2 separate regions of the Homo sapiens genome follow, and region 1 is linked to region 2. The links are chromatin loops, found by intact Hi-C in ENCODE. Cell type or tissue: mammary epithelial cell. All regions are shown on one strand. Links, peaks and the distances in the headings refer to the core of each region. The heading gives the core; the rest is flanking DNA. Region 1 overlaps IFFO2 (intermediate filament family orphan 2). Region 2 overlaps LOC105376815 (a long non-coding RNA gene).

Evidence for each region. A loop is a pair of places that touch in the nucleus more often than their neighbours do. Peaks named below come from ENCODE experiments on the same cell type or tissue, not always from the same donor. Only the 100,000 strongest peaks of a DNase experiment are listed, where the experiment ranks them.
Region 1: it touches region 2 in a loop (10-fold over the local background); 3 of 110 quality-filtered maps call a loop at or near these places.

What each region holds. Positions count from the first base shown.
Region 1 is chr1:18,911,712-18,914,620 of GRCh38, forward strand. It overlaps IFFO2 (intermediate filament family orphan 2), which reads right to left. Exons shown (of 9, transcript NM_001136265.2): 6 at 252-372. Among named protein-coding and RNA genes, the nearest start is that of ALDH4A1, 11 kb to the left of the region's middle. In mammary epithelial cell, for the core only: a CTCF peak has its summit at 1,532 (motif pointing left); a DNase peak (open chromatin) is centred at 1,520.
Region 2 is chr1:18,997,164-19,000,072 of GRCh38, forward strand. All of the region lies in intron 1 of LOC105376815 (a long non-coding RNA gene), which reads right to left. Among named protein-coding and RNA genes, the nearest start is that of IFFO2, 42 kb to the left of the region's middle. In mammary epithelial cell, for the core only: no CTCF peak of the experiment used is centred there; a DNase peak (open chromatin) is centred at 1,348; H3K27ac peaks cover 1,426 bases.

The sequences.
Region 1 (2,909 bases), core at 93-2,592, 86 kb before region 2:
TATTTTTAGTAGAGATGAGATTTCGCCATATTGGCCAGGCTGGTCTCGAACTCCCAACCTCAGGTGATCCGCCCACCTCGGCCTCCCAAAGTGCTGGGATTACAGGCATGAGCCACTGCGCCTGGCCCAAAGGGGACAGTTTAGCTGTGTGGTGGGGGCTGTAGAAAAATAACAGGGATGAGGGACCATTGAAAGGCGGTGTCCCCCAGACCCCTAGTCCTGGCCTTTGGGAAGCCAGGCGCTGGGCTTACCTCGCCCTGCAGGTCGATGGTCGGATTGCAGTTGGTGAAATCCTCCCAGAGCAGCAGCGTGTCTTCATTCTCTTCCCACGTCAGGCTGTCACAGTCGTCGTCAAAGTCAAAGGTCTCCCGCCTGTGGGGGTGACACCAGAGGGCATGACTGAACAGAAGGCAGGCTCCAGGGACCCATACAGGGGACAGAAAGGGGCAGCTGCCCAGCAGGTACACAGCTTCAAGGCTGTCCTCAGGAAAGACAGGGGTAGTAAGCCAAAGGGGACATTCGCCTTATCCAAAAGGAGTTTAACTCTTTTAAAATGCAGAATGTATTTATGTATTGCTTGTACAATTAAAAATGTGTATTTTTTTTTTAATGTCAGGCTTTAATTAATTGGGACTAAAGATATTTTCCTCCAAGTCCAATCTTGCAATTTTCCTCATTCATTTAACAGCTATTTCTTGAGCCTCTAGTTTGAGTGAGATGTTCAATATAATATCATCTTCTCTGCAATTTGGAAAGGTTGGTATTATACCTATTTTACAGATGAAGAAATGGTGGCTCAGAAAGGATAACTCAACTGTCTAAAGCCACACAGCTAGCATGTAGCAGAAATAGGCTAGAATGCCGAATGTTTCTGTTTCCTACAGCTTTTTCCTCCCCATCAAGACACTCCCCAAGCACCCATTAGGTGCTGGGCACTGGACCAGCCACTAAGCATGCAGCAAAATGCAACGCCCTCAAAACAATTCCACCCTCAAAACAATCCTATGAGGTAAGCATAACTATCGTTCCCATTTTGCAGGTGAGGAAACAGAGGCTCAGAGGGATTCAGTGGCCTTCTAGACCAATACATGCTGGAAATGAGATTTGAATTCAAAGCCTGGGAGATGTCAAGACCTCCCTATTGGCTAGAACTAGAAGTAGGTTGACCAACCAGGCAGGTTTGCCTGGGACTAAGGGGTTCCCAAGATGCCTTGGTTACCCCAACTGGAGGAGACCTAAAGATCAGCTCATCCAACATACCCCTATTTCCAAGGGGAAGGCTGAGTCTGTAGGAGTGAAATCACTTGACTCAGTGCATCGGTAGCACAGGACAATGTGGACCCTGTCTCCAGGCTGCCATCCCAGGGCTCTCCCCATTGCCTGCCCTCCCTCAACTCCTTCCTGGATCCTCCAGAGCAACAATGAGTGTTCCCAATGGACTGGGTTGGGGACTGGGCCGGTCCCAAGAAGGCCGTCTGGTAAAAAGCTGCCTCGAGCGCCCCCTGGAGTCAGGCCGGGCCGGCTCCCCTCCAAAAGCCATTCCCACAGGAGCCCATAGGTGGCTCCCCGAGTCCAGGGTCCTGAGCTGGTAGGGGGTGGGTGCTGGAGAGGGCCGTGTGGCCCGGAGCCGCCAGGGTCCAGTGGTCACTGCATCACACACTCAATTCCTGACTTCACTTCCTTCCCAGCGTCTGGGATCTGAAGGAAACCCCAGCCGAGGGACAGGAAGCTGGAAAGGACAGAAAGACGGGCAAGAGAAGGGACTCGGAAGAGGCCTCCACTTCACAAATCTGCGGAGTGGGGCTGAGGAGGAGCCTTGGCCCCAGCGGGGGAGACCCACACGTTCCCCCTCTTCTCCTTGGTCTGAAGCCCAAACAACCGACTTGGATCAAAACAAAACACAACTGTAACACGGCTGCATTATTCAAACACTTCATCAGATCTGGCCAGGGGCAGCCTGGCTAGGGTCCTGCCCACAGCTGGTGGAGATGTCCATGGGAAAGGCCCAGGGCCCCGCCTGGGGTGGGGTCAGGGCGGCCCACACAGAACTGCAGAATGGGGGTGGGGGGTGATCAAAGTGATCAGAGGTTTCGTTGTTTGTTGTTGTTGTTGTTTTTTTGTTTGTTTGTTTGTTTGTTTGAGACGGAGTCTCGCTGTCGCCCAGGCTGGAGTGCAGTGGTGCGATCTCGGCTCACTGCAGGCTCCGCCCCCTGGGGTTCACGCCATTCTCCTGCCTCAGCCTCCTGCGTAGCTGGGACTACAGGCGCCCGCCACCACGCCCGGCTAATTTTTTGTATTTTTAGTAGAGACAGCGTTTCACCGTGTTAGCCAGGATGGTCTCGATCTCCTGACCTCGTGATCCGCCTGCCTCGGCCTCCCAAAGTGCTGGGATTACAGGCGTGAGCCACCGCGCCCGGCCTGTTTGTTTTAACTTAGGTAACTTTACAACCAGCTAAATCGAATTCCATACTGAACCCAATTTAGCTCTATCAACACAGAGGCGCCCACTCCTGCAGCCAGTCTCGCCTGACTTGGATCTGAATGCTCTTTCTACACACTGGAGCCTTTGCCCATGGGGCCCCCTGGCTTCCACTCTGATCTGTCTCCTTTTTAGCTCACTCCATTGCTGGTCAGCTTAACAATGCCCTGGGGACTTTATAAAAGCAGGGACAACAATTTCTTCAGATAAGTCCTTTAATTTAACCACATGGACCCAGCCTGGGATCTCCGGGACATACAATCCTGTCTTAGGGCTCAGAAGTGCCCAGGGCAACGTTCAGAAAACCTAGACCCAACCACTGCTTCTTTCCAAAAGCCCCTATTGGCCAGGTGCAGTGGCTCATGCCTGTAATTCCAGGACTTCGGGAGGCCAAGGTGGGCGGATCACTTTAGGACAGGAGTTTGAGACT
Region 2 (2,909 bases), core at 181-2,680:
TGTGTATTGGGATCTAACCTTAAGTCACCATGGTTCAGGGATGGAATCGTTAGGGGTTTGTCCCAAATCCACAGGTCAGGAAACAGCATCCTACTCCTCATTTAGGCAGAAATAACATGGAAATAAACACACGGCAAGGGATCCCAGCTAGGCAGCACAGCCAGGTCCAGAGACCTCCAGAGAGCCACAGGGTGTGTCCCAGGCAGAGTCAGGCTAGGAACCAGGAAGAATCAGGGGCATCACCCAGGGATGGCAAAACAGGCACAACCCAGTAAGAAGTAGACCCAAGAACCTTGGCAAGCAGAATCAGCAATGGGCTCTTCCTCTGCCCTCCTGCTCACCCCTCCTGGTGGGGCACAGTATCACTAAAGAAGCCACATGCCGGATGATGGGCTGGGAGGGCAGAACCTTTCCCTAGAATGGGCATGGTGCTGCGGTGCCTGGCCCTGCTGCCAGCCCAACCCAGCCCGGCCCGCACCAGACAACCAAGCACAATGGCTCTCTCAGGCAGGCAGACAATTCAACCCTTTCAGGCCAAGGGCAGCCGGGCTGGCATTCCCTGCACCTCTGTTTCTCTCTGCCTCCTGTAAGTGAATCACTCAGAATTAATGACCCTGGGAACAATGAATGGGGAGCAGGTTTGGGTTCTTCTTGAGCAGACAGAAGACTGGATCCTAGGAATACCCATTCCATGGCCACTGATGAAGACCAGAGCAGTGGATGCTCCAGGGTCACGGAGGCATGCTGCAGGGTGCACAGAATCATTACTGACTGTGGTCATCCGAACCATAGAGTGTGAGGGCCGCAGCCTCATGGATTGTTTGAGCCACAGATTGTTCTAGTCACAGAGCCACAGAAATCCAGTGTCTCAGAACCATCAATTACTAGCATCCTAGAATCAGTAGCTCAAGGAACCACAGGCTTCCAGGACCATCAATCATCAGTTGCCAGAACTCAGCTGTTTAGGGTGGGAAAAGAGCCTTAGAGACCATCCTGTCTGAGGCTTCATTCTGCAGTTAGGGGAACCCAGTCAGCTGATCAAGGTCACAAAGCTAGGACTAGTGGCCAGGCCTTGCTACTCCCTGTCCTCACTCCATTCTAAAGAAGGGCGCAGGAGCGGCAGCAGCCTCAGCTCGTGGACGCTAGGCTCCTCGGAGGTTGGTCTGGTCCCCCCGTAGAAGATTATCTGACACTGTCAGGGCACTTGTGGTCAAGCCCTTCCACTGCATCAAAACCAGAGGCTTCGTGGATTCTAATGTGAGGATGATGTGTTTTGCAAGTCTGGACAGGCCTGGATTCTTTTAACCAATCCTCCACTTCCTCGCCTAATAAGGGAGAATCATGCACCCTTGTGATTTTACCTGGGGCTCTGCCTACTGGTGATTACACAGGAGAGCGAGCCAGTCCTCCTGGGTTTCAGCTTGAGATACCCATTGCCTCATCAGGGTCACTTCAGTTCACTGCTAAGCCACAGAAGGAAATCCAACCTCACTTTCTAAAGGCCTATCACATGCTAGGTTCAAGAAAGTTACTAATACTAAGAAGAGAGAGACCCCATCCCCACCTTTGAGCCCCTTAGAGTCCACTGAGACAGTCAGATATGTATGTGATTATATTAATATGTCAAAGCAGAATGTGATGGTAATACACACAGAAGAGACAGAAATTAAGAAAAGCTTCATGAGAGAGGGGCATCATTTAAATGGAGTCATTCAATGGCTTTTCTACATATCAGTTCCTGACTTCTGCTTCTGGCTGTGATGGAGTAACAAGGACTGGACTTACCTTCCCACCCTAAGCAACTAAAAAACTGAACAAAACCAGCCAGGCGCGGTGGCTCACGCCTGTAATCCCAACACTCTGAGAGGCTGAGGTGGGCAGATCACCTGAGGTCAGGAGTTGGAGACCAGCCTGGCTAACATGGTGAAACCCCGTTTCTACTAAAAATACAAAAAAAAATTGGGGGGGCATGGTGGCACATGCCTGTAATCTCAGCTACTTGGAGGCTGAGGTATGAGAATCATTTGAACCAGAGAGGTGGAGGTTGCAGTGAGCTGAGATTGTGCCACTGCACTCCAGCCTGGGTGACAAGAGTAAAACTCTGTCTCAAAAAGAAAACAAAACAAAACAAACAAACAAAAAAACAGTCCATGAAATAACTTTTTTCAATCATTGAAAAACAGGAATGACTTAATGTGACTCCTAAGAGAAGATAAACAAATGAAAGGAGCCCTATGTTTGCCTTGGTTTTCTTCCTGAAGTTATATTCCAGATCATGGCTTGGGGCGAGGCATACCAAGCAGAATATAGTACTCTTGCAGAACTGAGGATTTGGAGACTGGAATTCAGGGATTCAGCCAGAAGTTGCGTGGCACAGTTCCAGAAAGGAAAACACTATGCAGAAAATAAACTCCAGAAATCTGCATGGGATGTTTTTGAGTTGTTTCTGAGTCCTAGGTCACACATACATGGGATCAAACCCTATGAGACTGGGCAAAGAACAGCTGGAAAGTTGCAAGCTGAACAATTTCCAGAGTTGGCACAGACCAGGAGACACTGCAGTCATTTAGAGTGGTTAGAACTCATTGAAAACCCAGTCAAGGCTGGGCATGGTAGCTCACACCTATAATCCTAGCACTTTGGGAGGCCAAGGATGAAGGATCACTTGAGCCCAGGAGCTTGAGACCAGCCTGGGCAACATAGTAAGACCCTGTCTCTATTAAAAAAAAGAAGAAGAAGGAGAAGAAGGAGGAGAAGAAGAAGAAGGAGAAGAAGAAGGAGAAGATGGAGAAGAAGAAGAAGAAGAAGAAGAGGAAGAAGAAGAAGAAGAAGAAGAAGAAGAAGAAGAAGAAGAAGAAGAAGAAGAAGAAGAAGAAGAAGAAGGAGGAGGAGGAGGAGGAGGAGGAGGA